5 separate regions of the Mus musculus genome follow, and regions 2, 3, 4 and 5 are each linked to region 1. The links are chromatin loops, found by intact Hi-C in ENCODE. Cell type or tissue: left cerebral cortex. All regions are shown on one strand.

Region 1 (5,000 bases):
TGGGATGGGGGCTGGGCTGGGGGGGTGATCTAGGCTCCAGGGGGTCAGACGCGGCTTCAGTATTGATCTCACAGACACGAGCCCGCCGACCCCCCCCGCCCCCCGATCTGCCACAGCCGCCGCCGCCGCTGCCGCCGCCACCTCCTCTGCTGCTGCTGCCGCCGCCGCTGCTATCACCACCAACCAGCCCCGCCGCTTCCTAGCTAGCTCACTGCTGCCCAAAAGCTCCCAGCCAGGGAACTCCACCAGTCTATTTATCTGAGCCCCGGGAAAGCTCCGTGACGTAGCTGCCCATATATGGACAGACAAAGCCCAGCCGAAGGGGCGCGACGTCACAATGGAAGCTCCTCACAATGGAACATTAGAAAGCAGGAAGCGGGCCGCAGCCAACGTGCAGCGCCCGCACCGCTCTCCGTTCTTTAAAAAAAAAAAAAAAAAAAAAAAAAAAGTCAATTAGATTAGAAAGAAGGAAAGCGAGAAGAGAAAAAAGAAAGAGGGACGAAGCCGAATGCAAAGCGCGCGATGCGCAGTGCACAGTTGAAAAACCCTGTAACTAAACATGTAGGTTTTTATTTGAGGACAGCATTAGAGACAGAATTTAGTCGTTGGAGGAGTGGAGTTGTTTGCAATTGGTCTCCAGCACTCCCAGCATTTAGAAAGAGTTCAGTACACCAGGACACAGGTTCCTTAGCAGTCTAGGAATGGGAGAGGTGACCGCTTCAAGCCAGGCTCCCCCACACAACTTCTGTCTTTCCTTCTTATCCTTGACTGGATTCAGATGGAGAGATGAAGTATTTTCCTTTGGGGAAGGGGTTCTAATGTCCTAAGGCTTCTTATTCTTGGACACTTAGAACTTTCGTGCGGACATCATTCTGATTCACCGCCCGCAGCCCCGGCCCCTCCCTTGGGGTTCCTGACCCCGCGCTGACTCTCAGTTGAGCGCAGTGGCCCGGGAATGTGTAGCGGATTAGCTAGTTGCGCAGTGGGCAAGAACTTTTAGGGGCGAGGGTATGAGGGTTTTGTTGTTGTTGTTGTTGTTGTGGAGATTAGGAAAGAGTGAAGTTTAGGGGATAGAAAACACGTGCACCAAATAATTCCCAGATAAATTCCCTAACGGTTCTAAAGCAAACCCCTTTGGCCACAGGATGGCAGGAGGGCCCAGCAGGCCGGGGCACAGTCGCTATCTACTGCAGCCGGCGAAGGGCTTGCGGCTGAGTTACTGCGGGAAGATGTGAAACCCACAGATTCTAAGCCACCAAGGCGGTCTCCTCCAGTCTCTACTCTCTGTCTCCCGCAGGGTTGTCCTCATTGCTGCCTGAGGGTGCCTTGCAGTCAAGGGCGGCCCCCTGTGCCGACCCAGGGTGCTGTCACCTCGACAGCGGATCCCGGGGGTGGGTGATGTGTTCCCCGAGGCCTGCTCCTGAAGCGCGCAGCCTGGCTGAGAGCGAGGGGGAGGAGAGGGAGGGAGCACGGAGGCGCGACCCCGAATCACACCGGGTTGGCGGGGGAGGATTCCCTCCTCAGTGGCCGCGTGGGCGCGGTGAATCCCGCGGCCCCCGCTGGAGAGTCGGGGTTGGGGGAACTTGCATCTCTCAGGGGGAGTGGGAGTGTTGACAAGAAGGAAGAGAGGATCCCCGGGCCTCACGCCGTGGGAGGTCCATGCGGGGCCGGGGGACGCGTGGGAGGAACTCCCTAGCTGCGCATTGTGATGGGGGTGGATGACAACCTCACTCCCTCTTCCCTCCCCTCAGTTTGGAGGAGAACATTGGGTGGGAAGGGCCCAGACTCCCCCGGATCTCCTCTAGCTCTTAGGGAAGGAGGGATTCCCGCCGCCCGTGAGCCCCCATCTCTGCCACCCCCACCTCCTCTCCCTCCAGGCTACCCATTCCTGTGCTCTAGAGGCTTTGCGCCCCCGGGTTCTCCTCCGCCCGCGCGGCGCGGGGAGACTGCGCGCTGCAGCGGTCCCGGGCTTCGGCCGGAATCAGGGCATGCAGCGCTTCCCGCCCCCGGCTCCATCCCTGGAGGGGGGAGCGGCTGGTCAGGGGCGTGGGCGGCGGTGTGAGCCTAGCTGGGTGCGGGAGGGGCCTCCGCGGCTGCAGGGAGGGTCGCGGGGCAGCGGGCCAAGCCGGGAAGAGCCATACAAGGAGCGGATCCGGTGACGCGCCGGCCGCGCCCCTTCTCCTGCTCTATTTGGCTGCAGATTCCGGTCCCCGGATTTGCATATTTTGGCATCCAGTGGAAAAGGGAAGAACGGAACCCGCAGCCTTTAAAGGAACCGCACAGACTGTAGCGTCACCTAGAGAGGCGGTCTGGCGGGGGGGGGGGGGGTGCGTGAAAAATTAGCCTCGAGCTCTGGCCTCTGGCTGGAGAGCCAGGCAATTGGGGAGGGGAAGGGGTGCCTAGGGTACCCGCAAGCTTTGGGCACGCCTCTGCATTGCTTCCTGCTGCGCGTGCGAGGGGAGGCTGGCTGACTGCGGTGGGAGGGGCGGGGTGTCTCGGTGGGTTCCTGCCTTCTGCCTGGACTTGCTGCGAGGTTCTCGGCCCTGGACCGAGCAGCAGGTCTAAGATGGACTGCAATGCCCGTGTCTCCCCGCGTGAGGCAGAGATCAGCCTGACAGGGTGGTGGGAAGGAAGTGGAAGGCCTATGGCAGCCCAGCTCAACTAGCAAGGACCCAGGATAACATCCACTTTTCCACCTGTTGGGCTCTCTCCATAGAAGGAGCTGGGGGTTCTGTTCTTTTTCCATATGGGCCTATAGTGGAAGCATTTGGGATACTCGAAGGCTTTCCGGTCCCAGTGTCAGTTATTGCTTCTCCAGGGATGGCTGGAAACACTTTCGAGGATAGTTAGCTTGTTTCAAAGAGGGAAAGCACTCAGCTGGGCCTGCTGGCTTGCACCAGGACCCTGTTGCTTACCAGATAAGACCGGAAAGACGGCCTCTTTCCTACTAGTTCTAATTGAATGGAAGATTTCAGTTCACTTAATATATTTATCAGCACTTCACTCTGACATGGGAAACTGCTGCGCGTCCCATCTATTGATTGTGTTAACAATACAGACCTCATAGGAAGAGTTAAATCAGAGAATTTTTCAGAGAGTACCTATACCAGAACTCTAGCAAGTGCTCAATAAATAGCAGTGACTATCATTAAACTGTATTCTCTCTCATCCTGCTGCATGATGAGTACACTCCTTGTGTGCCCCGGGGATGCATTTACACAATGCAGCTGGTTAAAAAGTGCCCAGTCGGGGAAGCCATCCCGTCCAGCTTGTCATGTAAAAGAAATACTATTTATTTACAGAGAAAACTAAATTACTATTTGGGGAGCCTGATACCTGTGTCAATCTGGGGATGCTTAAAGGATGGTCCCCTTTCTGCCTGAGCCAAGACATGAATTAAGATCTCAACAGCTGGTGGTGACAAGGAGGCAGGCTATAATGTCCCTGAATCATTTTCTAACACCCTGGAGTGTCTGTGGCTCCCAGGAAGGGGTGGAGGATCTGGGGCCTTTTTGTTGCCACGAAAGGAGCCTACAGGCCTAGACCCTTAATGACTACTTTCTATTCAGGTTGTAGTGCCAGCAAATGCCCTCTGTCACCCTGGATGATGACCATGGAAGCTATGGCTCTGTGACAGTAGGCACAACCAGGAATTTGCAGCAGCAAGGGATGTTTACTGTGGCGGTTTTGCAGATTTCTACAGTTCCCTGGGAAATTCAGTGTAGAAAAAAAAGTTTTTCTCCTTCCCTGTTTCCCCTTCCCTGAATGTTTCCTTTTCTTCCTCCTGGAGAGGGGCTAAGGGTGTTTGTTTCAGGTTTATTGGCGGGCTCCAGAGAGATTGCCAAGAGCCTAATTACCTAAACCCTAAGCCCTGAAGTTGCAGGGGACTAGTAGGCACAGGTTCAGGGAGTCCTCCCCTGGAGCTGGTGAAAGGTAGGCAGGCCAGGCCCGAGTAAAAGAGCCAAGGCTGCTGTCTCCCACGGAGGGGGAACGGGTGTTTTCTGTTTAGGTGAGGATAAAGAATATGTAGCCCTGGGAATCCACTGCAGTAGCAGGCGCAATTCTGTCCTGGACTCTGTTCCAGGCGTCTGTGGGCTTCAGTTTTCCTTTTTATTAAAGTCTTCTGTTTTCCAGGAGTTCCTTCTTGCCCTCATTAAAATAATTTCAACCTGGGATGTTAGCCATTTAAAGCTTTCCGGGTCTTAGAGGGCATTTGCGCTCACATTTATTTGTTTTTATGTATATGGCTGTCTCTTATGCCCTCATGTGTGCAGATGCCTTAAGTAGCCATCAGGTCCCAGGGAGTTATAGACAGTTGTGAGCCTCCCTGAGGGAGCTGAGAGTCTGGTCCTCTGCAAGAGCAGCCAGTTCTCTGAACTGCCGAGCCATTCATTGTTCCAGTCACAAGGGAGTTTGCATCTTAAGTGAAAATATTTAGGATTTGGGACATAGCTCAGTGGTGAGAGTACTTGTGTATTGTGTGGCCTGATCAAGGCCTGTTTTTTTTTTTTTTTTTTTTGTTTCGTTTTTGTTTTTTTTGTTTTGGTGTATATGTTATATTATTTGTATGTGTCTGTGTTCGTGTGCACACGTGTGTGTGTGTGTTTCTCAATTGCTCTCCATGTTATTTTTTGAGATAGAGTCTTATTAAACCTGGATTTCACTGGTTGGGCAAGACTAGCCAGAGAGTGAGCCCCAGAAATCCTCCTGTTTCTCAGTACTAGCATATCAGCTTCGTGCCAATGTGCCACACTTTTACACAGGTGCTGGAGGGCTGAACTCAGAACTCAGATCTTGATGGCAGCACGCAGCATTGTAAGTCACCTCCCTAGTCTTTTTTTTTTTTTTTTTTTTTTTTTTTGAGTTTAGCTGAGAATGGCCTTGAACTCTTGTCTCTGTCTCCCAAGTGCTGGGATTATCAGTGTGTGACTTCACTTCCCAAAATTTGGAGGGAAAAATTACTTAACAAGTGTTACTAGTGTATCCTGAAGATATGAAGC
Region 2 (5,000 bases), 80 kb after region 1:
ATTCCCAGGCCTGGGCTTCCTACCGTGAGGGCCAGGAAAGCCAGGACTTGAAGAAAAGAGATTCAGCTTGTACTTGAAGCTCAGTAGCCAATGTAAGAGGCGTTGAGGGGCCCAATGGAAAACTGAATTGTCGCTCCAGATCTGAGAGAGGCTGGATTTGAACCCTCCTCTGGAGCAGAGTAAAAAGAGATCTGTCCTCAGAGGAGGACACAGTATCAGGGAAGCCAGCTGGACCGAGGCTCTGTAAAGCCAACTCAGCCCTTCTCTCTTAGTCTCTGTTGAGAGCTCAGGCCAGTTGGAGACAGTCCCTTCATCCCAGGACACCCTGTGAAGAGTGGATCCAAGAGAAGTGAGGGGATCAGAACTTTAAAGAAAGCAGCAGCGGACTCAGCACATGGGAAGTCCTGGGTCTCCAAACCACATGGGAAGTGGGGGGTCTCCAAAGCTTCCCGGTAATCTCCTATCTGCATTTGTCGTTTGACATGGAAAGTCGGTAGCTGCTTTCCTTTCCATGGGAGGGCAAATGAGAGGGACCAAACCTTACACTAGCCCACAGGGGACACATATAAATGAGCCCTTAAGGAGCTCTGCTGGGTACTGCACAGGGGCAGATGTCCCTGGATGCTAGAGTTCTTGGATCCCTTGGTCCTAGTTTCAGGCGTGTCTTTTTTACCTGAAAGAAATAGAATATAGTCTCCTTCCTTGTGGTCAAGTTCACTGGGGCAGAAACCTTTGTTTTCCAGACTTTCCCTGTAGCTTTGTGAAGCCAAGGGTAACTCATGCCTCGAAATCCACTTGTCCAAGGCTTCACGCTCTTCCAGACAACCAGAGTTCGATTTCCAGCACGCACTTCAGGCAGCTTACAAACTGGCCGTGGCTCTAGGACCAAGGGGTATGATCGCTCCAGAGTCCTGGGACATCTACATTCATAGACGCATACCCCTCCCCTAAACCCTACCTACGCTTGATTTAAAAATAAAATAAATCTTAAACAAAAATCTACTCGTCCAGAGGAGTCTGCTTTCATAAGATGGCAAAATACATAGAATGGGGAACAGGGGCACTTGCGATCCTGCCTGAACCCCGGGTGAGGGTTTTGGGGGTCCTATGTAACATTTCATCAGCCTTTTAGGGTCTCAAAATTCTCCTTAGATGTTCTTGAGAGGATCCCTTTGGGAAGTGAGGTAGCTCTCCAGGGTGGGAATTATTGGGCCTGAAGGCACAGGTCTACCCTGCTGTGTGTCTGCTGGGTGGCTGGGAACCTTGGGCTAGAGAAAACCGGGGTGGAGGATGCTCAAGTGTTGAGGATACTTCTCAGGTTCCAAGCACTCACATTCCCTGTGATTCTTCTCCTGGCTTAGAGCAAGCACCTCTCTCATGGCACTCTGCCCTTAAGTCCTCTTAGTGAGCTACCCTATGGGGAAGACACCTACCTATATCCCCAGGTAAATGAACGACCTTCTCTGCGAACTAGCCACAACGCCCCCCCTCCCCCCAACTCCCCGCCCACGCAAAGTCTCACAGCTAGCAAACATGTTTGCTGGGGTTCAAATCTGTATTTCACTCTTCTGAGTGCACGCCCTTTACCCTGGAATGGTAAATAAATAACCCCTTGCCCCCCGTTGGGCTGACCTCCGGAGCCTTGTGGAAGGGCGTTCCCAGGGCCATCACTTGGGGGAGGGGGAGGGCAGGGGGAGGGGCGTGACAATCCTTCTTCCGGTTCTTTGCCTAGCCCACAGCATTCCTGTATTGCCCTTGGCAGGTAGGCGGCCTCCCTTGTCAGTCCTGTGGAGGAGTTGGGAGTTCCGGGAGAATCGGAGGGGGCCGGGGCTGGTGGAAACTCCCAGGCACGGGGCTGGGAGTGGGGAGGAGGGACACGGGGGTGGGTCCCAGGCTTTTCCCCACACTTCCTCAGGGATCGCTTTACATAACCAGGCCTGCTTAGTCACTGCGTTTTACTTTTTTTTGGAAACAATTTTCTCAGCATCACAGCTCCCCGTCTCCATCCCTTACTAGTCACCGGTGCTAGGGAAGTCCCTTTTCTCCTGTTCCCTAGGCAACCCAGCACATTTGCCTTTCAAATGCTCCAAGGCCTGGGCGGGGGTAGGAGTTCCCTCCCCCTGTACCCAGGCCTCCCACACAGCCACTCCTGCCTCAGTTGGCATGTCAGGTGGCCCAGCTGCCAGAGACATCTGGGGAGACCAAACTCTTGTACCCGACCTCGGACCTCATTCTGGACCCCCTGGCTTAGGCCCACGGCCCCCAACCCATGTCTGGAGATGCCCATATGGGCTCTTGGATTTGGTTGGCTCTCATCCTTCTTCTCTTGGGGAGAGAAAGCAGGCTAAGAATCCCAGTGAAGTGACAAAGCTGGGACTCTCTCAACAAGGCCCAGGGCACTTGAGGACTGTAGAGGCCATTCTGCTGCTATACCTCAGGTGAAGGGCTGGGTATCCTGCTACCGTTCCTGTCTGGGTAAGGAGAGGATGTGGAGTGTGGTCTGCTTCCTTCATGATGGCTCTCTTGAAACTGCTCATGGCAGCCTTGGTTACACAGCAGTGCCCAGTGGCTTGGGAAAATTAGACTTGAGGTTCCCTGGGGTGTCAGTAGGGTCTCTCTTGAGGTAAGAAATACAGGACAGAGAATTCAGAAGGCCTGACCTTGTGAGCCTCCCCGACTTCCTTATAAAAGGCTGAAGCAGTTTTTACAATCTCTGTCTCTGCTGCTGTCTCTTGCTGTGTGAGTGTGTCTGTGTGTGCGCGCGCACATGCACGTGCATGTGTAACTACAGGTTCATGCATGTCAGGGTACGAAAGTGGAGGTCAGAGGACAACTGTGGGAATTGGTTCTCTCCTATCACCTGGGTCCCAATCTTCACTGGGCTTACTGGCAGCAAGCACCTTTACCCAGTGGGCCATCCCACCGACCCCTTTACTGCTGACTGTAGTGATACAAGGCACTTGGTGTTCTGAATTAAGGGCAGTTGTACCAACTATACAACAAAGTAGTACAGTTTCGCAGAATGCATAGAATCCCTTTTCTCCTCCATTCAGCACACGTTTGTGGGATACCTACTCTTTGCTGAGTGTTGTCCACCTCCTTAAAAAAATATGAGATCTAGACCTCACCCTCGAGCAGTGTGAAACTGCCCAAGTTTATTCATCGGACAGTGTTGGAGAACAGCAGTTTTCACACAGGGCTCATGGACCACATGTGGAAAATCTCACACACTCTCAGAGGGATGTTAATTAGGGGAAAGGTCTTGGGAATGTATAGGAACTGTGAACAGATTTCAAAAGGTTGGCAGATGAGCAGGAGTTAGAAAACTCTACACCTTGAGGATGTTTGAATGTGTGTTTCTCTAGGGCAGCGCTTCTCAACCTTTGCAATGCCGTGACCCGCTTAATACATTTCCTCATGTGGTGGGGAGCCCCAAACTGTCAATCATTTTGTGGCTACTTCATAACTGTAATTTTGCTACTATTATGAATTGTGATGTAAAAGATAACTGTTTTCTCGTGGTCTTAGGTGACCCCTATGAAAGGGTCATTCGACCCCCAAAGGGGGCGTGACCCACAGGTTGTCAAGCACTGCCCTAAGGAGAAGCCACCACTTGTTTCCTACTGGGGATGCTAGCTCTCTAGAAGGTTCTCTAGAGGCTGGCCCAGTTCCAGAAGCAGCAATGCTTCAGGGTATCATAGGAAGGGAGTCTACATCTGCACACATCTGGAGCTCAGCATCCAGTGACATCTTAGGAGCTAGTCTTCCAGCCCCCTGCCATGATCATGGGAAGGGCCCTTGGTAGAGAGAGTCCCAGGAGATGTCCCCTATCTCAGGCACCAGCTTCACGTAGGGGCACACCTGGCTTCTCCACTAAAAAGAGCCCCACGCGCCACTCGGGGAGGCCAAGTGAGCTGGCCTCCCGCTGCTGTGGGTTACGTTTGGGCAGCCAGATTCTCAGGCCCAAACCTCACTTCCTTTCCTCTTTATATTTTGTTGTTTCCCAGTCTTTTCTTGAGGATAAGCAGGGACATCCAGCTATTTTCTTGTCGTTTCTTGTTATTTCTTTCATGTTGCTGTCCCTCTGAGGAGTGATGGATATGGCTGTCCTGTCCAGTTGGAAGGTATCTATGACACAGACTTCCCCCAATTTCCACATGGCCAGTTCTTCCTGGCTATGGCTTCTGTACTGACACTTAGGGTTGCTCTGTTAACCTTCACAAAGGCTAGGGCTCCCCAACAACAGCCTCTTTGGTATCCTCAGAGGCTCCCAGTAGCTTTCTTGGGGTTGGTGCACAGGTGTTCAGTGTGAGGCCAGACATCGTTCATTTATCCAGGTTTATGCTCTTTAAGCAGGATCTCAGTGAGCATCAGGCTAACATGCTAATAATGTTCATATTACAAGCGATGGTTTCCAACTGCTTCTTGGAATCAGGGTTGTAGGAAAGCCCAGGGTGACTCTCACTGGCCCTGCGTCACCTCTCCAGGTCTCAGTGCCTACATTTGTAGCAGGCTGAGGATTGCATCAGTTCTAGGCTGTCGCAGAGATAGTCTCTGGCATGCGGCAGTACCCTGTGTTGGCTAGTTCCCTTTTGTTCCTGGCACCCCTGTCCTCAGAACTGAACATAAAGTGATGTTCGGGGGAGAATGATGCCAGAGAGGGATGAGGGAACATAGGACAGCTTAGTGGAGGACGAGGAGATGCAGGAAGAGAACCACAATACTAAACTCAAACTATAGGCTTGGATGGGAGGATGGGTTGAAGCCAGAGCTGGAGAACGCACTGGAAATAAGCAGGAAGACACAGTGCAGGTCTCTTGTGGCTGTTTAAAATACACTAACAGGCACCTTGATTTTAGGGAAACTGAGGCAGAGGAGTGGCCAGGACAGCTCTCCCTCGCTTTGAATTTTGACCCCATTGCCAACGTCCCGACCTCCCGTCCTGGGAGCTGTGCCAGGCTTGGGTGCTGCCAGCCGGGAGCTTGATTTAGCACAAGCCT
Region 3 (5,000 bases), 90 kb after region 1:
CACACAGACCTCTTCCTGTCTCAGCCTTCTGACTAACTGGAATTACAGGCCTGTGCCACTAGACCAAGCTGCATTGCTCTCTCTCGCTCTCGCTCTCGCTCTCACTCTCTCCCCCCCCCCCTCTCTCTCTCTCTCTCTCTCTCTCTGTGTGTGTGTGTGTGTGTGTATGTGTGATGAATGCATGTGTGTGCAGTTGCACATGCTCATGAGTGCACAGAGGGGCCAGGTGAGGACACTGGATGGCCTATCTGTTACCTCTCACCTTACTTACTCCCTTGAGACAGGGTCTGTCACTAATCCTGAGACTTGCTACTTTGAGGCATGCTAGCAAGCTTCCAGGAGCTCTCTGTATTAGAGCAGCTATTCAAAAAAGTGTTTAATGATTAAAAATAAATAAAAAAGATTAAGAGCTTGGGAACCTTTTCCCAATCAGGATAGCATTTGGAGAGGGTTTAGGCCATACTCAGTGTTCATGGGTGATGGTGACAGTAGAAAGATAGGTACAAGTTCAGCTCCCACTCCAGACCCCACGTCTCTCTCTCCCAGCCCTAGAACCCCAGTCTCTATTGCATACACCTCAAAGGCTTCTTTTGTTACTGTAAGTACTGACTTCTCCTGCATGTTTTCATCATAGCCACTGGCCCAGACCCAGACACGGTTTCTCCTTGAAAATATCCCGGGTCAATAGAGCACAGAAGCCTTTGGGACTGACCATGACCATAGCAAGTAGAAGGCCCTTCTGAGAGGCAGAAAGGTACACAGGAGGTCAGAGGAGAGGGTCAGGGAAGGGGTAGACCAGAAGATGTCATAAATGTCAGGGGGAGATATAAAAGGAAATACCAAGGCTATTCTTGGGTTGCTATGCTGTCTGAGATTTTGGGGTACTTGGGGTTATGGAGAACACAGCTGGGCCTGTCTTTGGAGGGTCTTGAGCTATCTCTGTGGGCTTGCTGGTACAGTCCCCACTTTGTACATTTTACAGGCTTCTGGAGAAAGGGGGAGTTGGCTCCTCTCAGCAAACAGACGGGGTTTAATTGCTGTTACTGTCAGTGTAGTTGCAAATATCATATAAAAAGGGCTTTTTGGCTAATTGTTTTTAGGATAAAAATTCAAGAACTATGTATAGATATTATGCATCCAGGGTTCTTTAAAGATCAAACTGTTTCTATTACCCTTAAACACAGTCTTTAGCACGAGGCACTTAGATCTGCAAGCGCCTGGGACATGCAACGATCCCCCAGGGCTTTGAGATGCTGGATCAGTGTGACAGAAAGCACTTTTGCTGTGGTTGGGGGAGGACATAGAGACAGCCAGCACCCTTTGGTTGGCCAGAGGCCCAAAAGAGTTAAAGTCGCTTAAGCTGGTAATTCACAGACACCCTTAGCCTCAGGCACTGGGCTCCACCCCAGCCGGTGCACTTCCAGAGAGAGGCTGAAGCTGAATCGTGTGGGCTTCTGGGTTGGGAGAGTGCAATGGGGCTGGAGTGTCCACTGGGCTTCTGGACAGACCCATGAATGCAAGTTGCAACAAAATGCAGCCTGAGCAGACGGGCTTACGGCGGCTCCCTTCCCTCACCTCGGCTCTTCTTCCCTCTCCCTGAAATGGTACAGTGAGATTTTCCATGCTGCACAAATAAAGCAAATTCATATCTATTCATTGCCTCCCGTCCTCATGTTCAAGCCTCTCAAATTTTAATTTGGGAGCTTTTAGAAAGGCAAATTTATTTGTGACACCATCCAAAATCTATTTTATTGGAATTCTATTCTCAAAGGATGCACTTGACTCCTGAGAAAGCTGTAGGCTTCTCCTTTTGATATTTTCCGAAATGGCACACGTGTGTGTGTGTGTGTGTGTGTGTGTGTGTATGTGTGTGTGTACATCCACATGTATGCACATTCACTTTTGGAGTTTCTGCATGTCTTATGTACAAACATATAATGCATATTCACAAGGCAGCTACAGAACTGTGTATACATACATATGTATTCGTCATCTACACACGCAATACGGCGGAGACTCCTGTAAGCCAATATTTAAGTTCTATTTAATTTATATAACAAACATTTAATAAGTGCTTACAATTCATTAAACAGCATCCCAGGCCTTAGGCATAGAACAGTGAGCAAGTCAGATAAAAATAAAATAAAAAGCCTCAGTCTTGGGGAATGGATGTTTAATTTTATGGGATTCTTAATAAAGGATTGCCGACAAATGTAAGGTAATATGCGTGAAGGTCATTGAGTGAGCTGGCTGAGGGTGACATCACAGACCAGTGGTCCCTATATACAGACCTGCCCTTTCGAGTGCAACAGCGTTGTTAGGGCTCCTTGCCATTGATGACCTTGCAAGGCTGCGAGGCTAGGGCTTGGTGCAGTGTCAGTGAAACAGCCGCGGGCAGGGTTGATGGGATATTTCTATGGTGGCCTGTGTTTTGTGCATGTATGCATGTGCACATGCTTTTGTGTGTGTGTGTGTGTGTGTGTGTTTGCGTTTGCATGTGCATAGGCCAGGGGGCAATCTTGGGTGCTGTTTCTCAGGTGCCATCGACCTTATCTTTAAAGACAGTCTCTCACTGGCCTGCAACTGTTAAGTTAGGCTGGCTGGCCACAAGCCCCAGGGATCTGCAGTGCGATTACAAGCGAACGCGTGCTGTCATGCGTAGCCTTTTAAACATGGCTTCTGTGTTAAACTCGGTTCCTCATGCTTGTAAAACAAGGGCTTTATACTGACTGAGCCGGCTCCCCCAGATCCCTTGGGGACCTTTCATCGTTTTAGCCCGACAATGATACTGGATTGTGACTTAGGTTCTACTCCACCCATGCTGTCAAGCTTCCTCCTCTGTAAGGCCTTCCTTGCTCTTCCCAGTTAGAACCAACATTTCTGACTTAGACGCTCTGTGTCTGTGTGATTCATCCAGTACCTGACATGCCTCGCCTTATTTAAGTATCAGTAACCCTTTCAAAGAGCAGTCAGGATTTCAGGATTCTGGCTCTGCCTGTAGGGCACTCTCAGCCCCGAGTCTTAGGGCAGATGAGCCACCTGTAATTGCAAATGGAGTCCCAGGTGGAGGGCAGAGGCACTGCAGGATATAAGAAGGGAGGTGGTGGCAGGGACATGGGGGCAGGGTGCTCTCAGGGCTTCCGTGCCTCCTGAAGGAAGCCTCAGGGACCTTTCCTAGTCCTCCCCATCACCCCTGTAGCTGTGATGGTCATATGCTCTGCTCTGCAGTTTAATTTTTTTTAGACAGCACTTAAAATATGGTGATAAAAATACATATTATATAATATTTGGAAAAACATCTAAGCCCAAAGAAGAACATAAAAACCACTTCCAATTCTACAGCTGCTGCCTGGATTTGACTCTTAGGAACATGTTGGTGGGTATACTTTCCAGTTTCTTCTCTTGTGCATATTTTACCATACACCCAAATGGGGTAGGTTCCATCTAATTATTTTTACTGAGCTGAAGTCACCCTGTGGGGCAGAAACAGTGTCCTTTACAAGTGTACCTGTAGATATTCCCTGAGTGCCCCTGATTAATTATGGATTATCTCTCTTCTCTTCTCTTCTCTTCTCTTCTCTTCTCTTCTCTTCTCTTCTCTTCTCTTCTCTTCTCTTCTCTTCTCTTCTCTTTCCCTTCCCTTCCCTTTTCTCCTTCTCCTCCTCCTCCTTCTTCTCTTCTTCTCCTTCTCCTTCTCCCTCCCTCCCTCCCTCCCTCCCTCCCTCCCTCCCTCCCTCCCTCCCTCCCTTCCTTTCTTTCTTCCTTCTTTCCTTTCTTTTCTTCCTATCTCGCTATATAGCCCAGACTAGCCTTGAGTTTAGAATCCTCCTGTCTCAGCTTCCCACATGTTGGGATTACAGATATGAGCAACTATGTCCAACATCTGTCTAATAACTTGTATTGGTTTTGTTTTGAAGGCCAGACCTGTACATCTCTGATTGGTCTCTAACTGGCTACACGGTTGCTGATAACCCTGAATGCCTGATCCCCTGTCTCGCCCTCCCCAGCATCGAGATCAGAGGCACACACCACCACATCTAGCTTAGGTAGCGCTGGAAACACAAACCAGGGCTCAGTGTATGCCAGGAAGAACTCTACCATCTGAGCTGTGCCCCAGCCCCCAACTTCTAATTTGCTTTTTCGTTTCATGTAGCAATTGTCAAGATCCTCTTTATATTGTCTTTATTTCAGTGGCTGCATACTGTTCCACAAGCCACCATTAGCTGCCAGTCCTCTCACTGGGTAAACAGGTCATGGCTAATTTTTATTTATTTATTTCTTTTTGGTATTGGGACATTCTACTTTGTAACTAGTATAAGCTACCTGGCAGTGAACTATACTGTGGATGATATATGATGTTCACACCCTCTGTAATTTACTGTACTTAACACGCCTGATTTTATTTTGTTAGATATCACTTTTTAAATATAATTTTTGTACAGATTTCTAAAAGGAGCCTTGGGTGAAAGCCTGTGTACATTGTAAAGGCATTTGGTGTTTGATGCATCGAGCAACATTACAAGAGGGTGATTGGCAGTTCGTACTCCACTCCCACTGGCGACATGTGAAAAGATGCTGGGTATTAGTTAATTTTAATACAAAGCCACATTCAAGCTCTGCCAGTCCAGTGGCCATAGTCACCGTGGGCCGGGAAGGCAGACGATCTCTTGTATGGTCTGCATTTCTCACTGTTTGTGTAGAGATGTTCATTTCTCATAGGTTTATGAAGCTTTTCTTTTAACAGAAATTTCTGGGCTGTGGGTGTGGTTCAGCATCAGGGTGCTTGCGGAATAATCATAAGGCTCTGGGTTCTATCCCCTCCCCCACCCAAATTATCCTATTTATGGCCTTTGCTGTTATTTTTTTAATCTAATGTTTTTCTATTGAGTGCTAAAGTAGTTTGATAACTGCTAAAATGTATTGAGTGCCCACTGTGACAGACACTGTCCTGAGCATTTAACCTGCTGCTCATTTTTTTCCCTTCCTGCAGCCCCGCTAGG
Region 4 (5,000 bases), 53 kb after region 1:
GTGAACAAAGAATGCTGGGAGGGAGGACTTTAGAGCCAGGTGGGTCCTGAGCAGCTGCCAGGGCTTTGAAGTTGAGGAAGTTCAGGAAAGATTCGGACTTGCTGGAGTCTCCTAGGCCATTGCTCTTCCTGGGGGCCTGGGGAGGGCAGGAACCAAGGCCTCTCGGCTACACTGTGCGAGTGGCCACTTGACGGCTTTTGGATTGGGAAGAAGAAAATCTGGACTAGACTTTCCCACCCTGGCGTGGGAAGTGTGAGGGGCTGGAGCAGGGAGGCAGGAAGTGAGCACAGATGGACAGGCCTGGACAGCTGTGCAGGGAACAGAGCACATCTGTCTGGGAGTGAGTTTGGCAGGGCCCCTCCTACAGCCTCTCTGCTGAGTGTGGGCTGGGTTTGGGTCCCAGATGGGGAAAATGATGGGAGAAAAAAAGGCCAAGAGAGAGGCTGGGGCTGGAAGCTGGGGAGTGTGTGTGTGTGTGTGTGTGTGTGTGTGTGTGTGTGTTCAGATGGAAACTAAGAACGTTGCTAAGCAATGGAGAGAGGGTAGAGACAAGGGGCAAAGCCGAAGTTCGTTGAATGAATAAATGGTTTCGTGGCCTAAACTAGCATGAAATTTCCTCTAATTAGCTTCAGGTTCTGCCAGGAAGCTTATCCCAAATAGACACCTGGGAGAGATCTTCGAGAGATAGAAGCAGGATCAGACTTCTCCTGGGGAATTTACCCTCAGGCTTAGGGGGTAAGTTAGCCTTTTTTGCTAAGTTCTCAGGAGCAGGGCAGAGAGGAAAGGCTCATTGTTCTAGAAACTGTAGCTACTGACTTGTCCTCACGGCCATCTGTGTGGCCTCCATGGGGTGATTGTCCGTTCTTCTGTTCAAAACTGTTGCCTGTCTGGTTTGGAGCTGGAGAGGCATGTAGTCAGACAGACCTCAGCCGGCTTGGTAGCTGAGAGATTACCCTGCATCTATCTTCTGCCACCTTCTCTGGTTTCCACTGTGTGAATAAAACTGGGCTGGGGCCACTCTTGCTGGGCACCCACATTTTCTTTGAGCCTCTGCATTCTCATCTGTACAATGGGAGGCTAGACTAGCGGACCCCCCAAGACCCCTCCAAACTCTTCCATCTTGGAATCTGGTAGGGTGGTGGTGGGAACGCAGCCTTTGAAGGTTGTTACTGTCTCCTGTGTGGTTGGGCTGGGCACTCTGCCTTCACCCAGGCTTGAGAAAAAAGGAGGAAGACTCAAGAGGTGCTGACGTCACTTGCTGAGTGCTCAACTCATCCTCCACTTGTGTAATGGTGACTCCTCTTTCTGGACTGATGGAGCTTAGTCCTGTGTGGGGTCAGGAGGTCAGTGTGATTCCTACAGTTTCTCAGACTCTTGCTTCGGTTTCTCAGTTGTCTGGTGAGTGCAACAGAAGCACCAATAGGAAGTCAGGCAGAGCTGAAGTCCCTAGGACTTGGGGTTAAACAGGACACTCATATCCCCGTTCTGATATCACCACAGTCATCACCTTCATCATCACCCATTATTCATATTGTTAAACACATATTGTTCTTTATGCAGCCTTGTGCAGGAGGTGAGCAAAGCTACAGGAAGATCCCAGTCATACACACTGGTCCCATCCTAGGCATCACTTAGAAACCAATGAACTTGACCTCTACCTAGAGGCCAGATCTCACTCATGACAGGACACGGAGCCAGAGGCGCGAGCCTGTGTTTGCCAGGTTTGCTCTTTCCAGAAGATAAGCATCTGGATTCCAAGCAGCTGTTGTTGCTGCACAGGTGTGCCCTCCAGTGCCCCCCTACCTCTGCAGTCCCTCCACAGGGGTACAGCAAACGGTGCTGGCTCAGCGCCGATTGGTATTCATTTTTGTAACAATGAATCATGACACATTTGGCAGGGGAAGGGGGCCTGGAATAACTCAGGGGCCCAGGAGTTTCTGGCAACTGAGAAATCTCTACCTCCTTGTTTGGGGCATCTTCCAGGCTAACACCTAGAGCCTGAGAGCCAGCAGGTTGCAAGACTAGCGTGGGATTGCTTTGGAAACAGGGTGGCAAGCTGCAGGCAGGAGGTGAGCTGCGGGCGCCTCCTTCTGGCCCCGTGGGGCTGGAGCAGGCCTGGGGAGGGTTCCTGCCTAAACCTTAGCCCCTGGGCTCTGGTATGTGACCCTCCCTGGCCCTGAGCCCCTTCATGGCCAGAGGGAAAGAGTAGAGCCCCGGCTCTGGAGAGTCTTTTGGAGGACAGAGAGAGAGAGAGAGAGAGAGAGAGAGAGAGAGAGAGAGACTGTTATGTAATCGGTTTACCTCCTCATCAAAACCGGTGACTAATTCAGACAGTCTCTGCCAGATTGGCTCTGCAGCCTTGTTGTTAGCTTCAGAGGGCTCAGCCAGTCGCTGACGGGTCCTCACACCCTCTGCTGGATAGATTTCCTCTCCACTGGTCTCAGCTCCCCAAATGTAAACTCTGCCCGGAAGTCACCTAGATCTGGGTAGTTAGGGAGGCGAGCATCCAGCCCCACTCCCACTGTGTGTTTCCCTGCATCTATAAAGGAGGCCACAGAACAAGAGTTCGCCTATCTGTCTGGAGACCCGTCTGCCTGACAGCTCACTGAGGTCTGTCATCTGTTCTTGAGTGACAGTGACCAAGAAAAGCAGGCGTCCAGGCTGAGAGCTTTGACTTGCAAAGGTTGAGAGTGTTGGGCTCAGAACTCAGTGGCCAAGTCTCACCGTGACTCAGGGTGGAAGGGCCACCCCAAGGCTTCTGACCTTGGACTCCTGGCTGTGTACGTTTCAGGCTTCCTGGATGATGCCAGGGACCTATGCACACCGCTGTTGTTCTAGGGACCTATGCTTACCGCTGTTGTTCTTTCTTTTCTTGGTCCAAAGCAGACGTGTGGAGCACTCAGCCCTCTTTCTACCCCAGAAGGCTGTGCTTCAGAAAACAGCAGCACGTGTTGGCTTATATGAGGAGACAGCTCACGGAGAGATACGGCAAGTTATTCTCTGTGACAGTCCCAGGGTACTGGCCACAGCAAGTATGCCCACTGTATGCCAGGGCTCATTTTGTTTACTCCTTTACCGAAGAATCATCCGGGGCTTGGGTTAGTCTCATTTTATAGGTGAGAGAGCCGAGCCCGAAAGAGATCGTGTGGTCTCCCGAAGCTGTTAAGCACCCACCGGAGCTAGGACTTGATCTCACATCTCAGAGCCCCCCCCCCCCCCCCCCCCCGCTCTGTCGTGACACACCACTTCCCTGTGGCATTCCCAGGACTGGTTCTGAGGCCCTTGAGACATTCCCAGTCCCAGCAACTTTGCAGCAATGGCCCTGCCAACTCCAGAAGATAATGCAGCCTTGTGCTAGTCCTTCGACTTCCTTCCGTTGGGCGGCTCATAGACATGACCTCATTCGCTCTCCCAGATCCCTTAAGACCTGGGAGTGGTGGAGATTCTGACTTCTGATTCCCAGGGAATCAAAGGCCGGCACAGAGAGGCACAGAGACCCGCCCTCAGTCACACAGCTAGTCAGGACTGAAGTTGGTCTTTTCTGTCCTTTAGTACAGTCACTTAGCTTGATGGTTAGGAATCAAAATCACCCCCCCCCAGATCTTGAATATTGGGGGAGGGGTGCTCCTCCTGGTGTGTGTGGTGGGGGGAGGGAATGATTCAGAGGCTGAAACAACTCCAGGAGAGTTGGAGTGGTGTTGGAAAGGGAAATCTGAGATGCACAGAAATTCAAGTGTTATGGAAAGCAGGGGTAGCCTTGGAACCTGCCTGCCCGCCTGCTTCCCTCCCTGGAGGCTCTGGGGTGGGGGGTCAGAGCAGTCTGGTGTGATGGGCAAAAGCTGGCCTTTGGGTCAGCAGACCCTGGTAGGGTGACCTCTCGGTTACTCATCTGTCCCTGCTTTTTCACACAGAGTGGGAATGCTAACTCACAAAGGAGACTGTGTGAACTGTTTCATCCTTAACCAGAAAGCCCGCACAGAGGGACACAGCTGCTGTCCCCCTACCCCTCCCGCCTCTCCCCCAGTCTATTTCCTCTGCTAGACACCGTGTGTGTGTGTGTGTGTGTGTGTGTGTGTGAGAGAGAGAGAGAGAGAGAGAGAGAGAGAGAGAGAGAGAGATTGACTTTGAAGTGAGTGGGCTACTGCTCAAGTTGATGTCTCAGGTCCCATGTCTGGCTCTCTCCCTGTGCCCTTTGTGCTGTTCTCTCTCTTTCTCTCTCTCTCTCTCTCTCTCTCTCTCTCTCTCTCTCTCTCTCTCTCTGTGTGTGTGTGTGTGTGTGTGTGTGTGTGTGTGTGTGTGTGTATTGTACCCAATGCCCGATTCTCAGTGTGTGAGCATCGCGGGGCAGCCTCCCTCATGGCAAACTTTAGAAGGGCCCAGGTAGAGTTTGCCTGAGCTTTGGTGGGCTACTTGGTGGTGATGTTGCTCACAGCTTTTCTGTGTGTTTGTGTCTTTGCTTACCACTCCCTTTAAAAACAAAACAAAAAACCCAAAAAAACACCAAAGCCATTAACTCCCAGGCAGGCCTTGCAAAGGCAGGCAGATGCGTCCTGTGGGTTGCAGTTTAACTGGAGTAAAGGTAAGTGGGAAACCGGAAAGAGGAAAGAGGAAATGCCTGACATCCAGCTTCGCGTAGCCATGTGCCTTGAACACTCCGTTTAACCTCTTTCAGACCCCACTCCACGCTGTTTACTAATGCCCAAGTGGACCCTGTACTGAGCATCGTTTGGGTACCAGGTGCCGTGTCAGGGCTGGGCTTACTCGAGCATCCCTCCTCCCAACCTGCCTGTGCCATACTGATGGACCAGGACCCTCGATTTGCAGCTGTGGGAGTTGCCAGAGCAGGGGGCTTTCCTCCTGCATTGCCTGATCAGGGATGGGGGTGGGGTGGGGGTTGAGGAAGCTTGAGGCTCTGAGAATTTTGAGATATTAAGTTTTGTATTCTCTCTCTCCTTTCTCCCTCCCTCCCTGTCCTTTCCGCTCTCTTCTTTCCCTCTCTC
Region 5 (5,000 bases), 73 kb after region 1:
AGTCAGCCAAGACCCTCTGGCAGAGACTCTTGAAGTGTCATCTGAAGGATGTCACAGGGGGGTGTGGTAGGGTGGTCTCCATGTTAGTGCCAGATTTGACACCAGCAGATAAGTGAGTCTTTGCCTTTACCCACACCGCCTTCCTCTTGACTGGGTCTCTGTTGACTGCTTCAGGACTACAGCCTGGGCCTCAGTACCTCCTTTGTCTGTTTCAAGCCTCTCGTACAGTTTCTTCCTTGTCCCTCTTGTTTCTCTACCGGGGACCTCCCCCATCCCTGATGGGAGATGGATGCTGAGATGGAGGAAGGGTGCTCTCTGAATGCCTGCTGGTGGCTCTGCAGACGTGTGCTAAGTGTGGTCCTGGCTTTCCAGCTCCTCGGCTAGATTGACAAGCTCTCCAAACTCCACAAGCTTCAGTAGTGTCTTCATCTCTTAAACGGGGTACACAGTCTCCCCAGGCTGCGAGGATCAGATGAAGACAGATGTGTGCCTATGAGAGTCGGAGCCCACGGTGAATCTGAGCATCAATGAGGTTGGGTTTCTACAGTCACTGTAGGACAGCCATGGCTCAAGCTGGACCCATCTCTTCTCTCTTTGGCCTCCTCTTCCTTTTCAATAAACTTCCTTCCTCCTTTTCGTCTTTTCCGCAGCTTCCACTTCCTCCCTTCCTCTGGGCTGTCTCCCAGATCTCGAGTCTCCCCATTCACACCGGGATGCTGAGATCTCAATGAGTTCTCCTTTCCCAAAGCAGCTGCCTTGGAGAAGGGAGGGCTATGTTTAACCCAAAGGAATGAGTCACTAATGGTGAACTTTCAGGCAAACCGAGATGATATTTTGTGGGGGAGCGAGGATGTCACAGTGCTCTTCAGAGCCCCCTAGGCAGCTGTCTACTCACTGACACACTCCGGTTTGGCGCTCGGGCCTGTGCCAGGCTAAGCCTGAGCCAGGGAGGGAAGAAAGAGGCCCACGGGGACAAGACAGAGAGATAGGAAACCCTCTGTAGGCACCTAGGCTGCAAAGCCAGCTGAGACTGTTGGTCTGAATGGCGAGGTCCCATGAGGCCTGCTGGTGACAGGGTCCCGTTCTGGAACTTCTGTTAGGGAGGAGCATCCCTCATCTGTTTGTCCCTACTAAGATGCTCAGTTGTGTTTCTGGGCTGGGCATCCCTGAGGCTGCCCAGAGGAGCTCAGCCTCTCTGGAGCCTGTCATCTTTTATCTTCTGATGGCCTGCTTTGTGCCCCTAGACCTCTGCCTTGGCTCATGGAAACAGACCACTATCACTTCCCTCTACAGGTCTGCTAGGGGCCCTTGTCCTTCTGAGCCTTCTCATCTTTTCTCTGCTTTCCTTCCTGATCCCGGTGACTCTTTCTGTCTCTGTATGCCACTTCCTTCCTGCATTCTGGGAGAGACTTCACAAGGCGGGGAGCAATGTGGGGGCTGTAGCACCACCCTGGGGTGGTGACCAAGGTTCAATCCACTCTGTATTGTTAGCCACGCAATGTGCTTTGTTTTGTCTCCTCAGCCTCAGTTTCCCACCTGTACCATCAGAGACTGGCTCCAAGGGCTGGCTACTCAAAAGGAATTTTCTAGCTTTGGAAGCAGTCCATGTCTGTCTCTCCTCCTCCCACCTGGTCTCATATACCAAGTAGCCTGAATATCTGGGCAGCATCCGTCAGTGACTCTGGGGGCCTCAAGAGCTTTGGTTATGGGGGTCCCGAGGTTGGTAGTCAGAAGGCTGCCACTGGGGTCTGTCTATTGGGGAGAAGCTCCTGGGTGGTCTCTGTTGGGTGGGCCCCCAGCTGTAGCAGCCCAGGCAAGAAGCAGCTTTGCCAACCAATCCCTCCTTTACAACCATGCTGGGAGGGACTTACAAGGGCCTGTGGGTGGTGTTCACGTATGGGGGGGGGGATTTCTTTTTAAGAGACAAGGTGGGTGGAATGGGGGAAGCCAGCTGGCTGTGGGCTCTATTTCTACTGACAAGGCTTTACCCTGTAGGTGTGAGGAATTCCAATTAAATATGCAGCCTATTTGTCTGTGTGTGGGAGAGGGTTTGCTGGAGGGAGGGGGATGGAGGCAGCGTCTCTGCGGCATACCAGCAAACCAGAAATTAGCTCCGTTCATCACAGGCACACGGGGCTTCCCTCAACCCTCCTGTGCACTCGCAGGAGTCGCAAGAAGGAGACAGACAGAGGAAGCTAGAGAGAGGTTGGGGAGGCGGGTTCCCGGCTGGAAGGGCTTCCGGAATTTCTGAGTGGGCAGGAAGGATTGCCCGATTCCTTGGCTCTTGGGGGTTTTTCCGGATGCTGGCAGTAGAGTTCCACTGGGGCATCTGTCCCAGCTAGGATGGCCAGGGTGGTCTGCGCTCACTCCTGGGATGGTCTCTGATATATGTGGAGGAGACATATACTGCAGACATGGCAGCTCCCTCTAGCCTAGGCAAGCTACCCCCTCCCCTTTCTATTCTGCAAAGGCATGTGGGGAGCCTCAGGTGGGACAGTGATTTCTCTGTAAAGTAAACCCTAAGATGCTGGTTTTGAGGGTCATGCAGAGGCACTTTGGGGTTACACAGGTCCCCAGAAACTGTTGTGAGCTGTTTTCCCCCCGTTCCTCGGTTCTCTTATTACTCATAGAAGAAATGGAGCAAATAGAAATAGCTTGTAGACGACAAAGCCCAATCTATGCTGACCCAGAAAAGAGTCTGTCTTCTGATAGTAAGATCATGTGGCTCTGGGGAGGTTTGAGTGAGGGCCCACATGTGAGACATTTGATGGTCAGTGAGCATGGCCACGGGGATGGTTGGCCAACCTGACGATTGTCTTCTTAGTCTCAAAACGCTGGTCATCTATTCAGACTGCTACCCCACCATCTTACATCCATCTCCCCTGGTCAGTCCCCTGCACTTCAGGTTGCTTATCTCTCCATTTGTTCCACCACCATCACCTCAAATTCACTCTGCTAAAGGATTAACCCCCCCCCCCCCCCGCCGCCGATAACCCGGCCACTTTGGAAGCAAAGCAGCTCCCCTGGTACAGAAGGGGGTGGGGGAGAAAGAGACTGTCAGATGGGTATTTTTCTGATCGAGATACACAAGATGTTAGTTGAGTCATCCCGCGATAGCAAGCGCCTCCTCTTCCGAGCAGCCCCAGTGTGAAGCCTGCTGAATATGGAGGGGGTTGGTAAGTGGCTTCATGCCTGCCTGAAGGGTGGCACGTGGGCACGACTAGGATAGCTGGTAACGGGTAACAGGAAAGCAAGCCTGGTGGCGCAATGGGATGAATGTCGGGCAGAACGGGGAATAGCACCACTGAGGTCCGGTATAGCAAAAGAAGGCTACAGAGGAAGCCATTGTGCAGATTAGCAGGCTGGGCCAGAGGCACCAGTGGGCAGCTGAGAAGGAAGTCTGGTACTTACAGTCATCCAAGGAGGAATACAAATGACAGCCTCTGGCCTATTCTCTGTTTGCTCTCGTCTTTCTATTTCATCCCTGCTGCATCCTTCTTTTACTCCACCATTCTCTTCATACCCTATTCTATAGCACCCCCACATTTATAAGGTAGGAAAAGAGGGGTGAAGCTGCCTCAGAGGAAGACAAGACCATCTCTGAAGATGCCCTGCCAGGGTTCTAAGTTCAATGCCCACAAAGACAAGGAGCCTGGGTCACACAGAGGAGGGGGACCTGTACTAGGCACTGCATCCTCTTTGTCCCTTGATCCTCACTTGATAGGAACGTGAAGTATGGGTAGTGGCTTAGAGGAGAGGGCTAAAGTAGAGGCAGGAGAACAAGTAGACGTGGAGGGGACCAGAGGAGGTCAAGAGCAGATAAATTGGAGAGGGTGAGAGAGGTCTACTTTGAGAATATTAAATTGGTAACATTGGCTTATATGATTAAGAAGAGAGACAGACCTTCCTCAAATCAGATGTTTGTGGGATATGTTGGGGAGACAGCACTGGGCTGTATCCAGACACAGGCCAAGGACCCTCAGAACTCAGCTGCAGTCCTCATCCATGGTTGTGAGGGACACTCTGTGGGCTGTGAGACGGAGGGACAGTGCTGTGACACTTCCTACTCTCCTTTTCCAGAGCACCTGTGACATGTGATGCTGTGTGTTCTATGGATCTCACAGATGACATCAACACCTCCCCTAGGAACTTAGTGACGAAGGAAAGCATCTCTGGGAGGAACACACACCTCCTCATCACTTTTTGCTGCCCAAGACATGAGCTGAACGGTCCCTGCCCTTTGTTTTAAGGGAGGAAGGATTTCTTTTGGCTCATACTTAAGAGGGTACAGCCCCATTGAGGCAGGGAGGGCCTGTCGGTGGTAGGAGTCGATGGGGTGGGGTTTTTACATCTTGGCAGATCAGGAAAGCAGAGAGCTCTGGTTGTAAGTGGGACTAGGCTAGGCCTAAAGCAATCTGCACCCAGGGGCCATCTATACCATCCACATTTCCTACCCTAAAGGTTCCACAGCCCCCACCCCCCAAACAAGTGTTCAAACAGGAGCTGGTGATAGATATAATATCCCTCCTGACCCTCCGAGCTAGACAGATGAGCCGTCCAGAGTTGGGAGTGTTTTCCTAAACTCCGCCTCAGACGTGATAGGAGTCGGGCAGCGGACGTTCCTGCCTCTCAGGAGCACTTTGTCAGAGGGAAAGCCCTCTCTTAGTCGGGATGGTTGGAGACTAGCTGGGCTGGCTGAATGATTTCAGGAAGGACTACCATACTGGGTAGGTGGGAGTGGATCCCTTAAGCCACAGGTAAGGTTTGTGCTGGCTTGGGGCAGTGGTGGGTGGGTGGTGATGATGAGGATTGCTTGAGACAGAGAGGATGGACAGGGAGGAGGCTGGCTGTCCAGCCCCAAGACCCCGAGGGAGGGTCACATCGTGAGGAAGATGGGCAGGCATCTGCTGGGTCTACATTGGACAGGGTCTCCCTGTAACAGCCCGGAGACATCTGCGAAGCTCATCCTTTGTCTCCACCGTGTCCAGCCATGCTGTCCC

What was found. A loop is a pair of places that touch in the nucleus more often than their neighbours do. Peaks named below come from ENCODE experiments on the same cell type or tissue, not always from the same donor. Only the 100,000 strongest peaks of a DNase experiment are listed, where the experiment ranks them.
Region 2: it touches region 1 in a loop (10-fold over the local background); 6 of 42 quality-filtered maps call a loop at or near these places.
Region 3: a loop joins it to region 1, with 2.7 times the contacts of the local background. A loop is called at or near these places in 6 of 42 quality-filtered maps.
Region 4: a loop joins it to region 1, with 2.7 times the contacts of the local background. A loop is called at or near these places in 19 of 42 quality-filtered maps.
Region 5: a loop joins it to region 1, with 6 times the contacts of the local background. A loop is called at or near these places in 5 of 42 quality-filtered maps.

The regions. Positions count from the first base shown.
Region 1 is chr14:70,072,144-70,077,143 of GRCm38, reverse strand. No RefSeq gene overlaps it. Among named protein-coding and RNA genes, the nearest start is that of Egr3, 2.7 kb to the left of the region's middle. In left cerebral cortex, CTCF peaks have their summits at 1,148 (motif pointing right) and 2,596; DNase peaks (open chromatin) are centred at 1,321, 1,653, 2,151, 2,527 and 2 more places; H3K4me3 peaks cover 3,000 bases; H3K27ac peaks cover 2,662 bases.
Region 2 is chr14:69,992,034-69,997,033 of GRCm38, reverse strand. All of the region lies in intron 4 of Pebp4 (phosphatidylethanolamine binding protein 4), which reads right to left. It overlaps Gm41198 (a long non-coding RNA gene), which reads left to right and starts at 1,707. Exons shown (of 2, transcript XR_874787.1): 1 at 1,707-1,762. In left cerebral cortex, no CTCF peak of the experiment used is centred here; DNase peaks (open chromatin) are centred at 1,277, 2,002 and 2,742; H3K27ac peaks cover 3,373 bases.
Region 3 is chr14:69,982,147-69,987,146 of GRCm38, reverse strand. The region is part of intron 4 of Pebp4 (phosphatidylethanolamine binding protein 4); the gene reads right to left. All of the region lies in intron 1 of Gm41198 (a long non-coding RNA gene), which reads left to right. Among named protein-coding and RNA genes, the nearest start is that of Gm41198, 11 kb to the left of the region's middle. In left cerebral cortex, a CTCF peak has its summit at 3,066; DNase peaks (open chromatin) are centred at 1,348, 2,912 and 3,201; H3K27ac peaks cover 1,155 bases.
Region 4 is chr14:70,018,725-70,023,724 of GRCm38, reverse strand. The region is part of intron 4 of Pebp4 (phosphatidylethanolamine binding protein 4); the gene reads right to left. The region is part of intron 3 of Gm33524 (a long non-coding RNA gene); the gene reads left to right. Among named protein-coding and RNA genes, the nearest start is that of Gm41198, 26 kb to the right of the region's middle. In left cerebral cortex, a CTCF peak has its summit at 2,086 (motif pointing left); DNase peaks (open chromatin) are centred at 302, 1,244, 2,077 and 2,322; H3K27ac peaks cover 1,391 bases.
Region 5 is chr14:69,998,978-70,003,977 of GRCm38, reverse strand. All of the region lies in intron 4 of Pebp4 (phosphatidylethanolamine binding protein 4), which reads right to left. Gm33524 (a long non-coding RNA gene) reads left to right here. Exons shown (of 4, transcript XR_383556.4): 4 at 4,081-4,769. Among named protein-coding and RNA genes, the nearest start is that of Gm41198, 6.2 kb to the right of the region's middle. In left cerebral cortex, a CTCF peak has its summit at 3,284; DNase peaks (open chromatin) are centred at 2,071, 2,700, 3,201, 4,152 and 2 more places; H3K27ac peaks cover 2,257 bases.